2 separate regions of the Homo sapiens genome follow, and region 2 is linked to region 1. Evidence: chromatin contacts called from ENCODE Hi-C or POLR2A ChIA-PET data. All regions are on one chromosome and are shown on one strand. The core of a region is the stretch at or near the end of the contact, and the rest is flanking DNA. Distances in the headings are between cores, read along the strand shown.

Region 1 (3,856 bases), core at 492-2,991:
TGGGAAGAGATGATTCTCCTTTACACAACTGCCCGGATTGAAGAGGATTTGCTAGAATTTAGTACAGTGGACCTGTGAATGACACAGGTTGGAACTGCATGGGTCCACTTATACGTGGATTCTTTTCCAACCAAACGCAGACTGAAAATATAGTATTGGTGGGACGCAAAACCTGTAATGTACAGAGGGCTGACTTTTCCTAGGCGAGGGTTCCACAGGGCTCACTGCCAGACTTGAGTACGCACGGACTTTGGCGTACGCCGGGGTCCTGGAACCAATCCCTCACAGATACTGAAGGATAGCTGTATTTATCCCCTGACACACTGCAGCTCTTCATGAATACTGGGAGTCACTATACTCACCTAAGTTCTACACACTGAGGTAATGAGGTTCCAGATTCCAAATGTGGAAGTGAACTTCCTTCTTTTCTCCTTGTGAGTGTGTGGGAGTCTGTGGGAGTGTGCATGAGGGGAGAAAAGGGAATGTCACTGAGCACCAGCATGAGCATGTCCAAGTGTGACCAAGATGGGCCAAGCATTGAAAGTAGCCAGGTGGGCGAGTGGCCAAGCGCCAGAGAGGCCAATCCCAAGAGTGACTGAGCCCAGGGGTGGCCGAGCCTGACACTGTCTGGCTGCTTTCAGTGGTCCCACAGATTGAGGCTGTGTATGAAGAGACTCTTCCAGCAAACACTTTTTTTTTTGAGACGGAGTCTCACTCTGTCGCCAGGCTGGAGTGCAGTGGCACGATCTTGGCTCACTGCAACCTCTGCCTCCTGGGTTCAAGCGAGTCTCCTGCCTCAGCCTCCTGTGTAGCTGGGACTACAGGCACATGCCAGCATGCCCAGCTAATTTTTGTATTTTTAGTAGAGATGGGGTTTCACCATGTTGGCCAGGATGGTCTCAATCTCTTGACCTCGTGATCCGCCTGCCTCGGCCTCCCATAGTGCTGGGATTACAGGCATGAGCCACCACACCTGGCCCCAGCAGACACTTCTAAGGCATCCTATTCTGAGGTCAAAAATACATTTTTAGGCTGAAAGATGAGAATAACTTCTTTGGAGAAAGCAATGAGCAGCAGGAAGTGTGGGGGGTCAGGAGTTAGGCTAAGCACTCTGACACCTGTTAGAAGCCTTCTCGAGAACAGAAGATTCTCGAGATTCCCAGGTGAGGGTCTTCAGCCTCATCTCACCCATTCCCCAATGTCCTGGCCGGACAAAAGCCACAGGCTGGGGGAAGAGCCATTTCTAGCAGAGCAGGCAACTGCTTCTAAGATTTAAAGTAAATGGGGGATTCCAAGACGTCTGATTCAGATGATCAGTAAAGTCACTGATGGTTTAGTCTTTCCTAAATACAGTCATAAAGATTTTAATTTCACATTATGTCAAGAGTTTTATGGAGCCAAGGATCTTTTCAGTACGAATATGCCTATACAAACCCCACAGAAATCAGGCGGCAAAAGCAATAATCATAACTATCACCTTTTGGGTCAAAAACTTGATTAAAGCCAAATGACAACTAAAATGTATTTTATTAGCAGTAAGATGAAATCCAGAGCATATGTCAAAGCTGGACTATGAAGTCATAATTTCTCTAGATCACAGTTGGAAGCAGTAATTTTATCACTCTGTCCCTCCCTAGCCTGTAAATCCAAATATAGTTCAGACAGCAGCTCTGGGCTGCAGGGTAGTATCCTACTCACTGTGAGACTCTGGGGAGGAGCTCCACTCTCACTGGCCCAGGCAGGCCACACCCAGCCTCCCTGCTCTCCCGAGTTTATGGCCCTGGGCACCTCTCCCAATCCAGGGCAGAATCAGCTGTCACAGGAGTAAGATGCTGCCACACACCCTGGATCAGCTGTCCCCAGTAGGCATGCCATGGAGTAGTCTAATTAGCCTCTGTGAAGATGTCATGTTTTGTGAGCAATGAGGAGGACCTAGACAATTTTAGACATGAGAACATTCCTTCGGGCATGTCAGAGGTGATGCTCTTTCCATGGGCCCTTTTGTGTGTTCTTAATACCCACAAAGACCTGATTCCCATTTTTAAAATCAAACCAGGAGTCCCCTGGCTTAGAGTGGCCTTCTACACCCCACCACCACCCTGCCCACAACTAACACATCACCTTACCCAAGAATGTCATGCAAATCTGCTCATGGTCTCTCCCCACTCCTATCCCCAGTGCCACGTCCGAACCTTCATTCTTATTACGGTTTGCTTGTATTCGTAGCAGAGTCCCACAAAAGTCCCCCGAGAAAATCTCCTAGTCACTGTGACAAAACTATTCTGGAACACGGCCCCACTTACACAGCTCCATACTGGTAAGGGCCGATGTCCTTCCACAGTCACCTCTCCCACTGCAAGACAGGAGCAAGAGCTACACTTACCCTGGGGCTGCAACAGGATGATTATTTGCTTACCAGGACAGTGAAAATCCTGAGGGAATTTTTTTTTATTATACTTTAAGTTTTAGGGTACATGTGCACAATGTGCAGGTTAGTTACATATGTATACATGTGACATGCTGGTGCGCTGCACCCACTAACTCGTCATCTAGCATTAGGTATATCTCCCAATGCTATCCCTCCCCCCTCCCCCCACCCCACAACAGTCCCCAGAGTATGATGTTTCCCTTCCTGTGTCCATGTGTTCTCATTGTTCAATTCCCTGCACAGCAAAAGAAACTACCATCAGAGTGAACAGGCAACCCACAAAATGGGAGAAAATTTTCGCAACCTACTCATCTGACAAAGGGCTAATATCCAGAATCTACAATGAACTCAAACAAATTTACAAGAAAAAAACAAACAACCCCATCAAAAAGTGGGCAAAGGACATGAACAGACACTTCTCAAAAGAAGACATTTATGCAGCCAAAAAACACATGAAAAAATGCTCACCATCACTGCTCATCAGGGAATTTTTTTTAAGGCGGTAAGTGTCAAGGCATGATCTAAGCTTCTTTCTCATGTAGTCAGAACTGGACCAAAATTGCCTGTTGAATGTCAATAAACATATAAAAACTGCACGGCGGCTGGGCACGGTGGTTCACGCCTGTAATCCAGCACTTTGGGAGACTGAGGCAGGTGGATCACCTGAGGTCATGAGTTCAAGACCAGCCTGGCCAACATGGTGAAACCCCATGTCTACAAAAATACAAAAATTAGCCAGGCGTGGTGGCATGTGCCTGTAATCCCAGCTACTCTGGAGGCTGAGGCAGAAGAATCGCTTGAACCTGGGAGGCGGAGGTTGCAGTGAGCCAAGATTGTGCCACTGCACTCCAGCCTGGGCAACAGAGCAAGAGTCCGTCTCAAAAAACAAAACAAACAAATAAAAAACTGCATGGCATTTGACATTCTTGGTATTGGGACCTGACCTGCTTATTGTTCAGAAAGCTATTTATAAAAGTTTTGTGAAAACCTGAAGCATTATACAAACTATATGCTATACTGTAAAGTTTTAATAAGTGGGGATCCTTTTAAATAGAAACTTCTGCTAATAGGCAACTCGAAATCCCCAACTACACATCATCTTTCTACTTTAGACATTTAAAAATACAGCACACAAAAAACTTCATCTTGGCCATGTCCACGTCAAGTAGGAAAAAGTCCAAACAGAATGAAAGTGTCTGAATTATAAATCCTTGTGAAAATACTATTAATCAAGAGGGAATTAATGTTAACTTATCTAGTGGGTACTATTATCTATAACTCTTTAATATCAAACTCACAAAATTAGCAGCAGGAATATAATTATACTTAAAAAAATTATTTTCTTAGTAAGGTTGGCCCATAGAAGAATAAGGATTAGTAAGATGCACAGTGGTCAAACATGAAGAAATGAGTGAATTTTAGGGAAAT
Region 2 (3,772 bases), core at 1,187-3,686, 44 kb before region 1:
TTCTTTGATTAGGAAAGTTCTAGTGGGTAAGAGAAAGTCCCTCTAGTTAGTAACTGAGAATCTTGATTATCCTACTAGAAAAAGGCAATAAGAAGACGCATCTCCTATGGCCATAACAGCCACCTGATTTTTTTTGCTCTACTTCTTTTAATTTTGTTTGTTTGTTTGTTTTCAGACAGACTCTCATTCTGTTGCCCAGGCTAAAGTGCAGTGGTGCAATCATAGCTCACTGCAGGCTTGACCTCCCGGGCTCAAGCCATCCTCCCACCTCAGCCTCCCAAGTAACTGGGACCACAGGTGTGTGCCACCATGCCTGGCTAATTTTTAAATTTTTTCTAGAGACAGGGTCTTGCTATGTTGCCCAGGCTGGTTGTTCGACTTCTTAAACAGTACATACCACCTCATCCATTTAATGTTACAAACACAATGAAATCAGTAAGTCAGAAAACTGTAGAGTGATGTGGTGAAAAACATTCTTTTTAAATGTAGTTCTACTTATTTTAAATACATTTAATTAACTAAAATTATACCAGAATATGGCTTTGGGCTTGATCTACTCAAGTAATTTATACATTTTCCCTATAATTTTGTTTGTGTCCATAAACTAGGAAATTTCCATGTAATCTGTATCAAGACAATCACAAATTCTAAATTAGTGAAGACCAAAGTAATGTTTCCCTTTACCATGGTTGGAAGTGTACAGGATATTTGGTTTATTAATTTTAAAAATTATGAGAGTAATCCCGACAGTCTGGAAAACAGAAACAAAAGATTTCATCACACATACTAACACAACGATTGCCACCTTACGCATTTTCTAGTCCTTTCTCAAAGATGCATGTTTTAAGATTTTAATCTACGAATTAATAATTTATTGAAACCTGCTTTTTACTTTAAGTGGTCTGAGCATTTCTGTATCTTGCCATAGTCTTTCTGCTGATGGACAATATTCCATTGAGTGAGTGTGTACAGAGTACTTAACTATACATCTTTGTGAGTATGAACTTTCCGATGTATCTGATCATTTCTTAAGGGTAGATTACTAGAAGTGGTATCAATGGGTCAAGGATATTAACTTTTTACAACTCCTGATGCCTACTGCCACACTGCTTTTCAAGAGGTTGCTCTAATGTACACTCCCACTGGGGTTTGAACAAGGCTTAAAAGTACCTGTTTCATTATATCCTTGCCCACCCTGGGTATTATCATTAAAAACCGTTTTGGGCCTGGCGCAGTGGCTCATGCCTATAATCCCAGCACTTTGGGAGGCCAAGGTGGGCCCATCACGAGGTCAGGAGATCAAGACCATCCTAGCCAACATGGTGAAACCCTGTCTCTACTAAAAATACAAAAATTAGCTGGGTGTGGTGGGGTGCACCTGTAATCCCAGCTACTCAGGAGGCTGAGGCAGGAGAATTGCTTGAACCCAGGAGGTGAAGGTTACAGTGAGCTGAGATCGTGCGACTGCACTCCAGCCTGGCGATGGAGTGGGACCCCATCTCAAAACAAACAAACAAACAAACAAAAAAACATTTTGGTGTGTGTGTTTGTTGGCTGATGTAGAGGGTGAAAACAGCCAACAAACACACCAAAATCATGGAGGATTAGGAAGTGGGACCTATGGTGTTTCCTTGGCTCTTCATTCAGATTGAAGACAGGAAACAACCACATAGACATATTCTGTATCTGGCTGCCTTTCCCATGATCTTACGCTTCCGTGGCTCAATGGCTGCCTTTCCCACGATCTTATGCTTTTGATCATCCATGGAGAAAAACGCAAACGGACGCAGGAATGCTCCAATCTGGGCTGTGAAGGCTCAGACAGGCAGGAGGCTGTCTGCCCAGGAAGGCAGGTCAGAAGCTGCTATTAACCACTCTGGCAGGGCAGTGTTTCTGTCAGCCTGCAGAGCACTTCAGGTTCTGGGAGCAGCTGATGGCAGAACTGTGGTGTTCTCTCCGTGGAAAAAAAATGAGGAAGTCAGCAAAATGTTCTTAAGCCATTCCGTCCACCATTTTGTCCATCTGTGTTGATTTGGCAGTGGTGTTGGCAAAGAACCTGGGTGTAGGACAATGTGCTTTGTAAACAGAAGAAAATGAAATGATAGATGCAGGGGTGCCTTTGTTTGAGCTTGCTTGTATTTAAAGTTGGCTAAATATGCCTCAGCAGAGATCTTTGGGGACATGAATCATAATAGAAAAAAACAGCAACATATAGGCTTGTCCAAAATAAAACCTGCTCACCGTGCCTCAGGTAACCCTAAGAAGCGTCCTCTGTTGTAAAAACAATTCAAATACATACCAAGTAGCAAGAATCGCATAAGGAAACCCCACATAGGATGTCCGGGGCAACAACATGCAGACCCCCACCCCTGCCGGAGCCGAGTACACACCAACCCACACATCCAGGGCTCTGGGCAGCGGTGACTGTTCAGTGAGACCGCTTTCAGCATTTGCGAGAAGCTGCTCACCAACTGCCAAGTTCCTGCTGGGTCGGCCAAGAGGTATGAACCAAAAATGAAAAAACATGAAAGGTTTGTTTTTTAAAGGCAATACATCAAACATAAAAAGAGCCCTTTTGTATGAATTTTCAGTGTGGGAGCCAGAGAGGAGAAAAAATCATTTTCCCTCCTGGGAGGAAGCAGTTTGACCTCACCTGCGACTTTTCTCTTACGGTGTGGATTTTTCTCACCCCATTAAATGTAACCTACTCTAGGTGGGTTAGTACCATGTGAGAGAAATAGGGGGTGATGGGGAATATGGCAGACAGGCAGGCTGGGGCTCAGACAGAATGCCGAGCACCCTCGAGGGTGGGCCCTCGAGGGCCACGGAAGCGGGTGCCACGGGGCTGCATGGAATGCGGCTGCTCCAAGGGGCCTGTTTGCTGGACACACAAGGATTAAGTTTCCATGGCTCCAAAACCCTTGCAGCCTCCCACCCCACCCCCGGCAAAAGCACTCTTTGCAAAAGGAAAGGAAAAAAGAACAACCAAGTTAGAATGGGGTTATCTTCTTACCACTTTCACAAAGAAAGGGCTGGCTGGGATGGACACAGCAGGTTTCCCACTGTGAAGCCATCAGAAAGGCAGCGGAAAAAAACCTCATGGCAGTTAGGTGTGGGCCAGCCACACAGACAGGAACAAGCGAGCTTTCAAACCTAGAAGGTGAGTGCGCTACCTGTCAGCGTTCACAGGACTTTGCTCTGAAGAACAGTAAAAGACCATCTCAGCACCGGGTCCCTAAATCCCCTTCCCATTAACCAGGTGCCAATAGTGAAACCTAGAAGGGGACCCTGGTAAATCACCCGGCGGCTACCCCGCAGGCTCCCAGCGCTACGCTCTGGGGACCGTCAGCCTTTTCTTCTGTCACACAGCAGGAGAATGAGCTCACTTTGGCATCTGTGTGACCAGGGACGGCTGCCATCTGTGTGTCACTGTTATCAGTGGTCAGAGCAGAAGTAGCAGGTGGAACCATGTGAAATCCCTAACATTCAACCGTTTAGACCTGCAAAAATGGCTCTTTCCTTCGATTTACCCTGATGATGACAAGAAAAGGAGAAGGGGGGGAGGGAAGGGAGAGGGGGAGGGAAGGGATGGAAGGGAAGGGAGCGGGGGGAGGAGGAGGACGACCATGATCATCAGCCAATTGTGCTACGTCAGTCCAGAGTGAGCTGCTACTTATGATTTCATTTCCTCCTTAGACTGATGGGAGCAATGACAATCCCCATTTGTAGATGAGGCACCTGCTCAGAGAACTGAAGTTACTCATCCAGGGTC

Evidence for each region. A loop is a pair of places that touch in the nucleus more often than their neighbours do. ChIA-PET counts read pairs that join two places held with the same protein, here RNA polymerase II (POLR2A). Pooled maps may share reads with other maps.
Region 2: a loop to region 1 is called in a map of gastrocnemius medialis, with 4 times the contacts of the local background. The contact joins two enhancer-like sites. A Hi-C loop is called at or near these places in 5 of 168 maps with a recorded cell type or tissue (Right ventricle myocardium inferior, body of pancreas, cardiac septum and 2 more) and 2 of 50 pooled maps. POLR2A ChIA-PET finds 5 or more read pairs at or near these places in 5 of 52 experiments (HCT116, MCF 10A, OCI-LY7 and 2 more).

What each region holds. Positions count from the first base shown.
Region 1 is chr21:36,833,875-36,837,730 of GRCh38, forward strand. All of the region lies in intron 6 of HLCS (holocarboxylase synthetase), which reads right to left. Among named protein-coding and RNA genes, the nearest start is that of HLCS-AS1, 130 kb to the right of the region's middle. Within about 2 kb of position 1,742, at least 2 of the 41 ENCODE cell types and tissues checked have a DNase peak (open chromatin) inside an H3K27ac peak, as active enhancers do; they include gastrocnemius medialis, where a contact is called at or near this core.
Region 2 is chr21:36,788,901-36,792,672 of GRCh38, forward strand. All of the region lies in intron 6 of HLCS (holocarboxylase synthetase), which reads right to left. LOC105369305 (a long non-coding RNA gene) reads left to right here. Exons shown (of 2, transcript XR_937700.3): 1 at 1-3,772. Among named protein-coding and RNA genes, the nearest start is that of SIM2, 92 kb to the left of the region's middle. Within about 2 kb of position 2,437, at least 5 of the 41 ENCODE cell types and tissues checked have a DNase peak (open chromatin) inside an H3K27ac peak, as active enhancers do; they include gastrocnemius medialis, where a contact is called at or near this core.